4 separate regions of the Homo sapiens genome follow, and all the other regions are linked to region 2. A link is a contact called in ENCODE Hi-C or POLR2A ChIA-PET data. All regions are on one chromosome and are shown on one strand. Each heading gives the region's core, a stretch centred on a gene start or an enhancer-like site at or near the end of the contact. The rest is flanking DNA. Distances are from core to core; before and after follow the strand shown. Region 1 overlaps GPBP1 (GC-rich promoter binding protein 1). Region 2 has its middle 37 kb from the start of ANKRD55. Region 3 holds the start of MIER3 (MIER family member 3). Region 4 overlaps MAP3K1 (mitogen-activated protein kinase kinase kinase 1).

Region 1 (3,516 bases), core at 953-3,452, 950 kb after region 2:
TGGTGGTGCATACCTTAATCCCAGCTACTTGGGAGGCTGAGGCTGGAGAATCGCTTTAACCGGGAGGGTGGAGGTTGTGGTGAGCCGAGATTGTGCCATTGCACTCCAGCCTGGGCAAGAAGAGTGAAATACTGTCTCAAAACAAACAAACAAAAAACACAAAAAAACACAACTACAAGTGGTCAAAGATCTACCTGTAACTGTCTAGATATTTGCCTCTAAATAATGAGACAATGCGAATGCAAAGAGCCAGTATGATTAAGAATATGACCATTTTCAGAAAAAGCATATTGACTCTCTTGGGTCAGATATGGTGGCTCACACCTATAATCCCAGTACTATGGGAGGCTGAGGCTGGAGAATCTCTTGAGGCCAGGAGTTTGAGAACAGCCTGGGCAACATGGTGAAACCCTGCCTCTCTACAAAAGTAAATTAAATAAATGAAAATTTTCACACAGATTAAGAGTTTATTTAAAAATATCTTTCTCATAAATACTAGTTAATTTCTTTTCACTTATGAAATTTTTTATAGTAATTTATACTTTTGGTTCAGGCAAGCTGTGTTCATTTTGATTTAAAGTAATTCCTATAGGTGTTTTGACTTTTCTAGACTATAAGACCTGTGTAAAAGAAAAAAAAACAAAAAAACCCCACTTTTTTTCCTCTCTACTCTCAACACAGAACACTTCTATAACCACATAATTTGGATTCTCCCCCTCAAAGCAGTTCTCCAGCAGACACTACCTGGGTATCCTATAATTCATTTCAGTTCTGACACTGTCTGCTTGGGATAGGGTCAGATCCCACAGGTTAAATGTTCAGTCCCACAAGACTGCTTTCACTTCAGATGCCAATAGCCAGTCCCAGTCACCAGTACTCCTCACTGGTTACAAACCAGGATTTCTGCAACCACCCCCATTGGGTCTGAACAATTTGTTGGGATGGCTCAAAGAATTCAGGGAAACACATTTGCTGATTTTATTATAAAGGATACAGGTGAATAGATTGATAATGGTGAGGTATTAGGTGAGGGGAGGTGGTGTGGTGTGTGGAGCTTCCATGCCCTGTCTGGGTGTACTACCCTCCCAGCACTTTCATGTGTTCAGCAATTGGTCTATGGGTGGTGGGGCTGAAAGTTCATACCCTCTAATCACTTGATTTTTCCTGTTACTGGCCCTGTGCTGAGACTGTTGGGGGCCCCAGTCTAAGTGACTATTAACATAAACTTGAGTTATCACAGGGACTTGATAACTTGATTTCACCTCAAGTGATCCGCCTGCCTCTACCTCCCAGTGTGCTGGGATAACAGGCGTGAGCCACCACGCTCGAGCCAGAATCAATTTTATAATTTGGCATTTTGTTCTCCCATAAGGACTTACCAGGTCCTAATAAATTTTGGCCATATGTGTTGAAAAAGATACACTTAAGTTATAAAATTCTCCTATAGAATATAATTTTAGGGTTTGAAGATGGATCTTAGTGATCATCTAAACCTTATACAGATTTTGGAAGGTTAACTGAATTGTTTTCACATAGCTGATTAGTGTGAGCCTAGATTAGAATCCAGGATGTATCTCCTATTCTGTGATCTTTCCATAGGACTCATTTTGGAATTCTGTAAAATGAGTAAAAATTCATAGACTGTAAAAAAGGGATTTGAGGCCGGGCGTGGTGACTCACGTCTGTAATCCCAGCACTTTAGGAGGCCAAGGCTGGTGGATCACCTGAGGTCAGGAGTTCAAGACCAGCCTGGCCAACATGGTGAAACCCCGTTTCTACTAAAAATACAAAAATTAGCCGGGTATGGTGGCACATGCCTGTGGTCCCAGCTACTCGGGAGGCTGAGGCAGGAGAATTGCTTGAACCCGGGAGGCAGAGGTTGCAGTGAGCCCAGATCCCGCCACTGAACTCCAGCCTGGGTGACAGAGCGAGACTCTGTCTCAAAAAAAAAAAAAAAAAAAAAAAAAAAACCAAAAACAAACAAACAAAAAAAAAAACAACAAAACCACACACACAAAAAACAAATAATTAAAATTTAAAAAAAAAGGTACTTGAAATTGTTGGGGAATGGAGACCTCTGTTGATTAAGCCACTGAAATCAATTCTTGTTATTGACTTTTGCCACCTTCTCATTCGTGTGTGGGTCCCTGGAATTCCCCTGTACCGAGCTGCTCTTGTTTGTCTTTTAAGTCAGCATTTTCCCCAGTCCTGCCTGGATGCATATGGGTTTCCTGCTTTCCTCTTTTGTCATTTTCTCTGAAATAAATGTAAGACTTCTTGTAATTTTTAAGTGATTTCATAGCTAACATAAAGCACAGTAATAAAAATTAGCATCTGGGCCGGGTGCGGTGGCTCATGCCTGTAATCCCAGCACTTTGGGAGGCCGAAGCAGGGGGATCACCTGAGGTTGGGAGTTCGAGACCAGCTGGACCAACGTGGAAAAACCCTGTCTCTACTAAAAGTACAAAACTAGCTGGGCTTGGTGGCGCGTGCCTGTAATCCTAGCTACTCGGGAGGCTGAGCAGGAGAATCGCTTGAACCTGGGAGGCAGAGGTTGTAGTGAGCTGAGATCGTGTCATTGCACTTCAGCCTGGGCAACAAGAGTGAGACCCTGTCTCAAAAAAAAAAAAAAAATCTGGAAAGATACACAAAACATTAAAAAAAGCTTGTAAATACTTGTCTTCATTTAAATGTTAACTTGAAGTTAAGATTGGTAATTTAAAAAATTAAAAAAAAAATAGAGACAGGGTCTCACTATCTTGCCCAGGCTGGTCTTGAACTACTGAGCTCAGGAGATGCTTCTGCCTTGGCCTCCCAAAGTGTGATTACAGATGTGAGCCATTGAGCCTGGCTGATAATTGTTAACGTGCGTTGAAATTCTCAATGCTTTTTGGACCTGACTCTTGATTAATTTATATAGGCCCTCATAATGATGATGATTTTACTCTTAGAATTTGGAACACCAGTTCTAAATTCTGAATTCTTCTAATTAAAAATTAGCTTTAGAAAATAGTTGACAATTTAAACTTTTTTTTTTTTTTTTTGAGATGGAGTCTCGCTCTGTCGCCCAAGCTGGAATGCAGTGGTGTGATCTCTGCTCACTGTAACCTCTGCCCCCCAGGTTCAAACGATTCTCCTGCCTCAGCCTCCTGAGTAGTTGGGATTACAGGTTCCTGCTATCACACCCAGCTGATTTTTGTATTTTTAGTAGAGATGGGGTTTCATCATATTGTCCAGGCTGGTCTTGAACTCCTGACCTCAGGTGATCAACCTGACTCGGCCTCTCATAGTGCTAGGATTACAGGCACGAGCCACTGCACCCCGCCCAATTTGAACTCTTAACTAGCAGTATTTGAGATTTGTTTCTTTGCCCAAAGTGGTTTTGACAAACACAATACTTTCTAGTGATACTTTTATTGTACCTTTTCTGTCTTATTCTTTCTCAGAATCATCATTTATGAATTCTATTTGTAATTAACCTCTTGTTTTCTGCCATAGACTTTTGTTTACCCACAT
Region 2 (3,451 bases), core at 803-3,302:
ACACCCATCAGCCTGTCATCTACATTAGGTATTTGTCCTAATGCTATCCCTCCCCTAGTCCCCCACCCCCCGCAACAGGCTCCAGTATGTTATGTTCCCCTCCCTGTGTCCATGTGTTCTCATTGTTCAACTCCCACTTATGAGTGAGAACATGAAAGTGTTTGGTTTTCTGTTCCTGTGTTAGTTTCCTGAGAATGATGGTTTCCAGCTTCATCCATGTCCCTGCAAAGGACATGAACTCATCCTTTTTTATGGCTGCATAGTATTCCATGGTGTCTATGTCCATTCTATCCATTCTTTATCCAGTCTATCATTGATGGGCATTTGGGTTGGTTCCAAGACTTTGCTATTGTGAGTAGGGCTGCAATAAACATACGCATGCATGTGTCTTCATAGTAGAATGATTTATAATCCTTTGGGTATATACCCAGTAACGGGATTACTGGGTCAAATGGTATTTCTGGTTCTAGATCCTTGAGGAATCACCACACTGTCTTCCACAGTGGTTGAACTAAATTACACTCCCACCAACAGTGTAAAAGCATTCCTATTTCTCCACATGCTCTCCAGCATCTGTTGCAAAACAAACAGTTTATTTCCTATACAATTTGCTCATTGTCTATAACATTGGGAAATAAAGGAGAAAAGTGTGACAAGTGACTAAATAATTTCAGTGATGACTAGGACATTTGTGAAGTTTATCAGCCAACAAAACATAATAAAATTGAGTTGGTCCCTAGTCTCCCAAATATCCCCTCTCTGCAGCTCTGGAGGGCTGTGACGTCAACGAGGAATAATGGCTCGCGTCCACGGTTCTGGTTGTTTTCTCCTTCAGTTTTCACAATTCTTTTTTTTTTTTTTTTTTTTTAAGTGCTAACCTGCTTTCTTTCTCTCTGCCAGGGGTGGATGTGATTACAAAGCTCTTCTCAGCCTCAGGTAAAGATTATTGTTACCTGTGGTCCTGAGAGACCTGGCTCTATTTCTCAAACCTTTTGTATGTGTGCTGGGAAACCCTAGGGTTAAATGTCACTTCTCTAGAGAGCTGGGGGAACTTTCACCACCACAAAGTGGCCTAATCCCACGCTCTGTCTGAGGGTTTCTCTGGAGTCCCTCTGCTGGCCATGAGAAACAAGAGCAGAAAGCAGTTCTTTAGAATAAGAAACCCAGAATTTTGTATTTGAAAGTGATACATAGAGATGTAGAGAGGCAAGACTTTTCCTGCTCAGCAAAGGGAAGTCACACTCAGGTTATGATCTAAAGCAGTGAGACTAGGTGCAAAATCAAAATTAATTTAATACAGGGTACTGGAAAAAAATAATTCCTTTGAGGAATAACTGGAATGTACAACTAATGTTTGGTTTTTAGAACAAGGCTGGAAGGCATGTTCCTTACCCACAAATACTCCGCCTTTCCCCCAGGTTGCTTTGGTCTGGTCTAATTCATGAGTCAGATTACCAAGGTATCATACAAATAGACAGACGCCATACAGATACCAAACTGAACCGATGGAATCAGACACTTGAGTGTGCGCAATTGATGCAGCACTCTGATTACGGACTGGGCTTTGTGGTCCATTGGCCCTGGGTTTCATTAACTGTCCAGGCTCCCTCCAGAGACTCAGGGCATGTTTTGTTGCTGTGGGTGGTGCTCTTGCTCTATCAAAGGGACCGCAAGAGAGTATGCGCTTCAGATGATGACCAGTATAGGTGCTGAAGGACTTCTTATACAAAAAGAAGCAGCTCCTGGTGTTTGTCACCAAAAGGATGAGAAAAAGAGAAATGAAAATCAACCACATATGCAACAATGTCATATCTTCTCGACTCATTTTCTGATCAAACGAAAATGAAAATAAAATCCATGCACTATACAATGACTTAGAAATATCTACCAGCCCAGAGAAGTAGATAAAGAGTGAAAATATTTCAAAGGAGATGGATGAGAAATAGATGGCACTTGGTGGAAAGTCCTGACAATACAGCAAAGGAGAAACTGGTCACTTGTGTTTAGGAAAGGGCAATGTACTGAGGGGCCTTGGCCATCCCTGAGGTGCAATGCATGACAGCAGCCAGTGGGGGTCAGAGGTGCTCCATGGCTTAGAGCGCCTTTAACCCTCAGCCTGCAAATCCTGCGCACAGGAGACCAGCTGGACCTCCTTTGGAGCTGGTACTTCCCTCCAGGCAGAGCAGAACTGTGAAAACATAGGAGGTGGTTGATCTCATATGCTTTACCACAAGCGCACTTTTGACTTCAAGACAGTTTGCTGATTTTATTTTTTCTTTCACTTATTCTCTTCCCGTTTCTCTTGTTCCCAGCAAAAACCTCTCTGTTGATCATGGATACAGGACAGTCATCTCTCTGAGTTAAGCATGTGAACACCCAAAATCAAGGACTATAGCCTGTTTCCTGAACCCTTATCTCTCTAGGGTACAGAACTTTTTTTAAGTCACTGGCAGTTTGGAGACAATGCTTAAGTGGGTGGGTGGTTCTGGTTGGTTTATAGGTACACACGGGCATCCGGGCTGGAGGTGGCTCACACAAGCTCATGAGAGCCAGTTGTGTAATCTCTTCCCTGCCCCTAGTTAAGTGATGTCATGTTGGTAGCTTGATGTTGGCCATGGTGGGAGTATTTATGCTACAAAAATGGCCATTTACTGCAAATCAGGACTACCCCTCTCCCTGCAGCACCCCAGAAAGCTGGTTGTTAAATACAATGAGTACACCAATGGCCCCAGGGCAGGTTTAAGAGTCAGAGAAGGTATAAATTGCTGGTCAGGCCTGGTGGCTCATGCCTATAATCCCAACAGTTTGGGAGAGTGAGGTGGGAGGATCACTTGAGCCCAGGAGTTTGAGACCAGTCTGGGCAACATAGTGGGACCCCATCTCTACAAAAAAATTGGCTGGGTGTGGTGGCACACACCGGCTACTAGGGAGGCTGAGGCAGGAAGATCACTTGAGCCCTTGAGGTTGCAGTGAGCCATGATTGTGCCACTGCACTCCAGCCTGAGTGACAGAGCAAGACCCTGTCTCAAAAAAAAAAAAAAAAATTACTTAGCCTCATGTATGTTCATGTTCAGGCCACAATGCATCTAGTGAAAAGAAAAAGGAGCAGTGTTTGATTAGCTGAGAGGATCTTCCAGTATGAACCATTCCAGAAACTATAGTCAACAATCCTTTAAAGATGCCTTTCCTATTAAGGGCAAGCAAGAAATTAAATAAAATTTTTGTTTGTAATTTTTAACAGTTGAATTGCAGTACTAAGTGGCTCATGAAGCCATGCAACATCTTTTTCCTTTCAATTTTGAGCCTTAGGAAAAATGTGAGCTTTCTTAGAAAGCTTGTAACATCAGATTTATCGTTTTTATGAAGCAAAAATCCAGAATAAAAACAGTGGCCACCAGGAACCATTGAACAATACATGTTTGCTCATGTCATGTTCATGTACAACTCATGG
Region 3 (3,671 bases), core at 106-2,605, 680 kb after region 2:
GCAAGACGTAGCTTCACTCGAATCGCTCCCGGCCCCTTTCGGGCCCCCTCTTGGCTGCCTCGCCTTCCTCCCCGAGTCCCAAGTGTACAAACTCACAGACCCGGGACGAAGCCCGGAGTCTGAGAGGCAACTCCAAGTCGCTTCTTGGAGCTCAGCAAGTTTCCAAGCAGAGAAGCAAAACCCAGAGCAGTCGGCTGGCACCATCAGTCCCCCATCCCTGGCATCTCCGGAGTCCTCCAAATCCCACCCGGCTCTCCGAAGCCCCAAACAACTCGAAACGTAACACCCTTTTCTGGAACGAACTCGCGTTCTGAGCACCTAGTTCGCCCCTGGGGCCCGGGAGCCCCAACTCCGAAGCCGATCTCTTCCCCTGCAGCGTAGGCCAGCTCGAATCGGACACTCGCCCCCAAACCAAAGCGCGAGCCCCCCATCCTCTCTCTCGAGTCCAGAGATGCAGCTCCTCTCAGTTCCAGGGATGCTGGCTCCTTCCAGAGTGTTCAGTCCCTCCCTGGACCGTCAGCGCGCCCCCCGCCCCAGCGAGCTCCAGCCCAGGGGCTCCTGCCACACCGCCCCCTCCCCCCAGCTCACCAGTCCCGGGGGACATGGCCGGGGCAGCTTCGCTCGCCCAGCCTTCCTTCCTCCAGCCCAGAGAAAACTGGAGCTATCAAGCCGCTCTCCTGGAGAGGGCGTCGAGGGTCTCGGTCTGCCCTTTAACCCCAGGGGCTCCCGCACCTCCCGGGCTGCGGGGTGGGGAGTCCCGCTCTTCTGAGAAGCCCGGTGGCCCCGCATCCCGCTCTTCTCCGCGCCCCCAGCAAAGTGAAGCGTGCGGCTCCTTCGCGCCGCAGCCCGGGCCCGGTGGGCCGGGGGCACAGCGCACGACTCCCGCAGGGCAGTGGCGCAGCCCGCTCCCCTCTTTGCGATCCGGCCGCGGAGGGGGGGCTCCGCCGGTTTCCACCCACCCGGGCCCGGGGAAGAGGCGCGGAGGCGCCGGCGGCCCGCGTCAGCGACCGGGGACACGGCACTGCCTCGTCCCTGGGGCAGGGCTCACTGCAGCCGGCCGCCACCTCCGTCCGGCTCGGTCGCCCGGCCCGACCGGGGCCGGAGCCGCCGCGGCCTAGTCCCGGAGGGAGACCGCTCCCGCGCCCGCTCCCGCCCCCCGGCCAGCCCCGCCACGGCCAGTCGCCGCCCCGCGACCCCCGCGTCGCCACGCCGCCCCTCATGGGGCAGCGGAAAGAGCCCCGGATCCCCCAGGCTGGCTCGGGGGTCGCGGGGAGCCGCCGGGCGCCCGCTCCAGCCCGGCTGCTCCTGCCCGGTTTCCCTGCTCACCTCCGCCATATTGGTACCTTTAGGGCGAACGAGCAGCGCCGAGCCCAGTCCCCGGATGGGGCGCCTGAGCCAATCGCAGCCGCCGCCGCCACCGCCGCGGTCCGCCCGGCACCCGCCCGGCGGCGGAGGCGGCACGGCCCCTTATAGGGCAGGGCGGCCCGCGACGCCCCCGGCCCGCTCGCAAGCCGACGCCGCCCGGCGCCCCTCGCCGCCCCCGCGCCGGCCCCAGCCGGCCAGACCCGCACCCGCGCGCACCGTCCTTCTCCTCCTGGCTGGTGTAAAGTTCCTGCCGAATTGGAGGCAAGTGGGGGACGGACGGACGCGCGGGCGCGGGACAGACCCACGTCCAGCCAGTGGAGGCCCAAGAGCCGGCGGGCGCGTCTGGGAACCGACCCACAGACACCGCGGCGCGGGAGGGCGTGCGGGAGGCGGGCAGGAGACTTGGACTGGCAGGCGATGTGCAGGGGAACTCGACAGACTCAACTTCCCTAAGAGGAGGAGGCGATCTATGAAATAGACAGATGTGGGAGGAAGCCCTGGGAAATGGGAGAAGAGGCTGGTGGATGGCAGAGTCAGTCCAGAATGAGAGGACTACAGTCAGGCACTTTGCCGTTTCCACGAAGGGACCTGCAGGAATGGGAGATGGAGACCGGTGTACACTGCTCACGGAGTGGACAATGGAAGTAGACATTTGCCAAACAGGTTATTGACAGCACAGAAGAAAAGACAAAAGATCGACAGGGCAGAGAAATGATGCTGAATATACTTGTACAGTTCAAGAAGATGCCCAAAAAATATAAACTGTGCTGTTATCCAAAAAAAAAAAAAAAAAAATTAGACCAGTTCTAGGAATTGTTCATCACCAACGTGTCTTAGGGGATGACCCAGAGATACTTGATACATCTGTTGAAGGACAGGAACAGCATATCAAAGGCCCTGAACTGAGTCTCAAAAATTCTACCCCTCACTTCCCTCACTTCTCCAAAAAGGCCAAACGTTTGGGTAGGATCATAAAAGGAAACTAGTCCCCTGTGCAAGTGGATGGGTGAAAGACGGAGCATAAGGCTTAACAGGAATACCTGCTCGTACATGTTCCTTATGACCATTTGCTCTTCATTGGAGGAGATTACTCTCCGGAAGGTCCACATCCACACTGAAAGACTTTGAGCCAAGTACACAAAAATATACACTAACGACTGATTGGAGAGTTAGGTCCTGCAAGAAGTTAAAGTAAGGTATGGAGTTGCCCTAGCAAATTTGGAGGACACATTGTCCTAAAGTGGGAGGCCAATTCTATCTGTGGAAAAGAAAGTCGGCTGTAAGGTACATGAATAAGTGAGATGCAAATACCATCAGGAATTATAGCAGGACCCTACAGGAATTTGGAGAGAGTGATCTCAGACACCAGAGCTCTTCTCCCAGCTTTTTTCTAAAACATACGTAATATTAAATGATAAAGACAAGTTTTTAGAAGCTAAAACTTTCCATACGTCATACTTTTAATCCAAACATGAAAGGTCTTGATTTTAACCTGGGGTCCCTCCAATTCCCTTATTGCTGGAGTGCATACTGAGGATGAGGCTGGAGACTGGAGGTAGGGAGAGGGTTATTTTCAAATTTTTTGCCAAGGCATCTCAAAATCAAGCTTATGCCACGGGTAAAAGTTATTTACTTATGGAAATTTTAGGGAAAAATCACTCCAACTATTTCTAAACATCATAAAGACATGGAAAATTACACTTTCCCTGCTGTGAAAGATATCTTTCGACCTTTTGTCCAGTCAAATAACTCAAAAACAGCTAAACTTTGAAACCAGACCTTGGCACACATTGTATGTACTGTCCTCAATGAGGCGTTCAGAGTTTTCAAAGTAAAAAAAAATGGCTTGAAATTAAGTACAAGTGAATAACTTTAGAAATGACGCAGTGAGCACGCGCTGTGGACAGAACCATGAAACAGTGCCCTGAGCAGCTGGACCGCAGTCTGAGCCACGTGAAGAAAGTGTCTCCAACAACCTGCCTCATACATTACACTGGGAAAAACATTTTCTTCCCAGCAAACTTGGCTAATCCAAACTATAAATGTAGTCTTAGATTATATGTTTTGCCATAACTGAAATATACACAGATTTATTCACTTTCATGAATCTAGTAATGTTTCTGTAGACTTTCTTTATATTCAATTGTAAAGATTTTGTATAGGCATTTGTAATTTTGATTGTTATATGCTCCCTATTATAGAACGTAGTGTAGGAAGTCTGAGTCCATGGTATTAAATAAGGATTCAGACAAAGATAAATGAAGCTAAATTTATTAGCAGTTGAAGGTAGCAGAGCTACTTTCCCC
Region 4 (3,673 bases), core at 152-2,651, 580 kb after region 2:
TCTTGTTGCCCAGGCTGGAGTGCAATGGCGCAATCTCAGCTCACCGCAACCTCAGCCTCCTGGGTTCAAGTGATTCTCCTGCCTCAACTTCCCTACTAGCTGGGATTACAGGCATGCGCCACTATGCCCGGCTAATTTTGTATTTTTAGTAGAGATGGGGTTTCTCCATGTTGGTCAGGCTGGTCTCGAACTCCCAACCTCAGTTGATCTGCCTGCCTCGGCCTCTCAAAGTGCTGGGATTACAGGCATGAGCCACCGTGCCCGGCCAGGATTCTATTTTTGAGTGTTTATGAAATGTCCCCTGTGTGCCAGGCATTGTGCAGAACTAGTGTTTTAGTCAGACTATTTGAGGTTGCAGGGAACAGAGATGGGTTAAAATTTATTTCATTCCAAATTAAAGAATCCACCAAGAAGTTTCCTCCATTGCAGCATGTACACTTGGCCCGTGGAGAACTAGTCATTCATTATCCAGGGGTGGTATAAAAGTGGCTGTCATCATCTAACAGCTTATCAGGGGACCCGTGTACAACTTGTTAGGTTGACTTTTGTTGCTTCTGCATCCCTGTCTTTCTTCTAATTTCTCTCTCTTCTCCCTTATTTCTGTCTCAGTGTTTCTACTTATTACCTTGCTCTGTTTCCGTGTTAAGTGCCACTCTTCCTGCAGTAACACTATTTGTGTGTTTTACTTTCAAACTCTCAGGGAGAGAGCTGACTCAGGCGTACAATACCGTTCAGTACAGAAGGTCATTGGACCAAGGAACATTCCTGGACCAGGCAGCTGTGGAAGCTGGGATGGATTCAGATGTATAAAGCACCTTAAGCATTAGCCACCACCCTTAGGACTGGGCAGACCCTTCGCTTCCCAGAAAGGGGCAGTATGTCAGGTCACTGGGCAGTGTGATAGAACAATGAATAAGAGGGAACTTGTCCTGGAAGAGCTCACAATGTGGAGAGGGAAGCAGATACTTAAACATATACTTAATTTTATGATATATTGTAGTTAATATTTACCATGCAGCGGGAGAGCAGCTAACTGCCGTAGAATGGTGGTAGGAAATTCTTCATTGAAGCCATATTGAGATGGCAAAGGGTATTCCTGGCAGGGAAAAAAAAAAAAAAGTCATCTGCAGAGACGGGAGTAAAATATCATGGTATATTTATGAAGTTTTTTTGTGCTATGAGAAGAGGGCCATAGTTGGTATTTAAGGGGCTCCAGGAAGAAGGTCTAATTTATGGTACTGATGAAGATGATTAGACATAGAACCAGGAGAAAAAGACCTCATAGAAGAGTAGAGGAGAGACCTACAAGAGAGTTAGCACAATCAACAGTGGCTGACACCACATTATAAGGGGAGGACTGACTACAGTTTCCCTGAGAAGGGACCCTTGAAGCATCTTGGTTTTTAACAGGTGAGTTTTGTAGGTCTAGGAAGAGTCTAGCACTAGAAACCTAACCTCAGGGAGTAAGCGTTCTTGAAGTTCTGTGTCAGGTCACAAATTCATTCTTAGGAATGTCTAGAAACCAAAACCAAGAAACCTCATGTTTCCTAAATAAACAGGAAATGAAGATAAAGCTTGATCTGTAATAGTGCTTAAGTTTCTCTTATTTTTCTGACCACAATTTTATTTATTTTTAAGTCTTCAAGGTAGTTTCTCAAAACACATTGTTTAGCTGAAATCTGTTATTTTTTTAAGGTCAAAAGTGTATACACTATTATTTAAAATAGGTATGTTTCTGGGTAATGTTTGGCAAAAATAACTCCCCGAAACATTCACGTTTAACCAACATGAGTTGGAGATGGCTCTCATCTCCCAGTGACTTCACAGCTATCTGTTTAGATTAGCTTTGGTTAAAAAAAGATTTTTTTCCTGCTATGGCTGTGATATCTTAATTGGATGATAAATCACTGCTATATACATACATACATACACACACACACTCATCTAGTAAAAATGAAAACCCTATATATGCCTGGCTTATGGAAGATTATATGTTAGGATTATAACAAAAACAATACAAGTATGTAAAAAAATTTTTCACAGTTTGGTTCTGTTTCAGAGAGAAATTAAACAGAGTAGATGTGATTTATTCGTGGCAAATACAATAGGATTTACTATATATTTCATTGATTCAAAGATCCCAGTGGTTGTAAGTTGTACCATTATTTTATATACTATGAAGGAAATAACACCTGCCAGTTAAATTATAATAACTTTTGATTGCAAGAGGCATTCATATTTCAGATATTAAAATGTGAAAAAATACACATTTTAAAATTAATGACATGTAATTATTACAAAGAGACTAGGAAAAACACTTTGGTTTATATTTGCAGATTAATTTAGGAACAGTGAAAATTGTTCTGAACAACATCTAAATTGCAAATTTAGTCTTAATTAAATACAGAATTATAAAAAAAGTTAATAAGAATAGTCATTAAAATTTAAAACTGGGAAGGCTGTAGGACTGCCAGAGTTAATAAGTGATCATTCACTTAATATATGTTCATACTTATTATGAGCCAGACATGCTTAGATGTTAGGTGTATAGATGGCGATAACACGTGGTCCCCTCACTCATGGAGCTTACAGTTCATAAGAGAGGAACAGTTTGCAAACTGCATTAACCATGTTAAAGGAAAAATACAAGTGCTGTGAAAGAATGGAACTGGGAGTTCTTAATTGAAATTGGGAAAGTCTCTGAGGAGTTGAGGAAAATCTAGAGAGTGGGTAGAAATTAGGTAAAAAGTAGACAGAGAAGGAAGCAGCCTGTCCAGAAGCCCTGAGTAGGAAAGATCTTGGGGTTATTGAGGCAGTGAAGAAGGGGGGTTGCAGGTCTGATGACAGGAATTGAGGTGAGACCACGAGGTGCAGGGCCACTTAGGTTGGGCTAAACATTTTGGATTTTAGTCTAAGCCCGGGGGGAACCACTAGAGCATTTTAATGGAGGAAGTAACCCTGGCTGCACTGTGAAATCTGGGTAAGATTCAAAGTTAAAGAAGCCTCGTTAGGAGCCTGTTGCTAGTTCAGAGCAGGTTTAAGAGCAGCTTGACCTGGATGGGCGTGTGAATGGAAGACATATTTTTTAGAAGATTATTTGACAATATTATCAAAAGTCTTCATTTGTGTACATTTTTAACCCAGCATTTCCATTTCTAGGTGTTTATTCTAAAGAAATAATTTAGGCCAAATGTGGTGTAATCCCAGCACTTTGGGAGGCCGAGGTGGGTGGATCACCTGAGGTCAGGAGTTCGAGACCAGCCTGACCAACATGGTGAAACCTCATCTCTACTAAAAACACAAAATTAGCCAGGCGTGGTGGCACATGCCTGTAATACTAGCTACTTGGAAGGCTGAGGCAGGAGAATCACTTGAACCTGGGAGGCGGAGGTTGCCAGTGAGCCTATTGCACCATTGCACTCCAGTCTGGGCAACAAGAGCTAAACTCCATCTCAAAAAAAAAAAAAAAAAAGAAAGAAAAAAGAAAAAAATAATCTCATAGTCCTTAAACATAAATAAGGTAAAACGAAATTTAAAAAAGAATCTCAGATGTGTGTAAAAGTTCAGCTACTAGAATGCTCATCCCTATTATTTATGATAAAAGAAATTGGTCTAAAAGATGACAGTATTTTCAAACAAGTGGAAAGGAAAGAGACACATTAGACTTTAAGGA

The links. A loop is a pair of places that touch in the nucleus more often than their neighbours do. ChIA-PET counts read pairs that join two places held with the same protein, here RNA polymerase II (POLR2A). Pooled maps may share reads with other maps.
Region 1: a loop to region 2 is called in a map of B cell, with 6 times the contacts of the local background. The contact joins two enhancer-like sites. A Hi-C loop is called at or near these places in 39 of 168 maps with a recorded cell type or tissue (B cell, CD14-positive monocyte, CD4-positive, alpha-beta T cell and 24 more), 24 of 37 single-sample maps with no recorded cell type and 40 of 50 pooled maps. POLR2A ChIA-PET finds 5 or more read pairs at or near these places in 1 of 52 experiments (CD4-positive, alpha-beta memory T cell).
Region 3: a loop to region 2 is called in a map of OCI-LY7, with 11 times the contacts of the local background. The contact joins the promoter of MIER3 here to the enhancer-like site in region 2. A Hi-C loop is called at or near these places in 2 of 168 maps with a recorded cell type or tissue (OCI-LY7 and heart left ventricle), 3 of 37 single-sample maps with no recorded cell type and 8 of 50 pooled maps. POLR2A ChIA-PET finds 5 or more read pairs at or near these places in 1 of 52 experiments (SK-N-SH).
Region 4: a map of CD4-positive, alpha-beta memory T cell shows a loop between it and region 2 (6-fold over the local background). The contact joins two enhancer-like sites. A Hi-C loop is called at or near these places in 16 of 168 maps with a recorded cell type or tissue (CD4-positive, alpha-beta T cell, CD4-positive, alpha-beta memory T cell, DLD1 and 12 more) and 11 of 50 pooled maps. POLR2A ChIA-PET finds 5 or more read pairs at or near these places in 7 of 52 experiments (CD4-positive, alpha-beta T cell, CD4-positive, alpha-beta memory T cell, HEK293 and 4 more).

Annotation. Positions count from the first base shown.
Region 1 is chr5:57,217,434-57,220,949 of GRCh38, forward strand. The region is part of intron 3 of GPBP1 (GC-rich promoter binding protein 1); the gene reads left to right. Among named protein-coding and RNA genes, the nearest start is that of GPBP1, 45 kb to the left of the region's middle. Within about 2 kb of position 2,203, at least 5 of the 41 ENCODE cell types and tissues checked have a DNase peak (open chromatin) inside an H3K27ac peak, as active enhancers do; they include B cell, where a contact is called at or near this core.
Region 2 is chr5:56,268,644-56,272,094 of GRCh38, forward strand. No RefSeq gene overlaps it. Among named protein-coding and RNA genes, the nearest start is that of ANKRD55, 37 kb to the left of the region's middle. Within about 2 kb of position 2,053, at least 5 of the 41 ENCODE cell types and tissues checked have a DNase peak (open chromatin) inside an H3K27ac peak, as active enhancers do; they include B cell, where a contact is called at or near this core.
Region 3 is chr5:56,950,768-56,954,438 of GRCh38, forward strand. MIER3 (MIER family member 3) reads right to left here and starts at 1,356. Exons shown (of 13, transcript NM_001297599.2): 1 at 1,327-1,356. The coding sequence starts at 1,335. RefSeq lists an enhancer at 188-277 and silencers at 848-1,017, 1,078-1,187, 1,218-1,637.
Region 4 is chr5:56,850,979-56,854,651 of GRCh38, forward strand. All of the region lies in intron 1 of MAP3K1 (mitogen-activated protein kinase kinase kinase 1), which reads left to right. Among named protein-coding and RNA genes, the nearest start is that of MAP3K1, 37 kb to the left of the region's middle. RefSeq lists a silencer at 63-242. Within about 2 kb of position 1,402, at least 4 of the 41 ENCODE cell types and tissues checked have a DNase peak (open chromatin) inside an H3K27ac peak, as active enhancers do.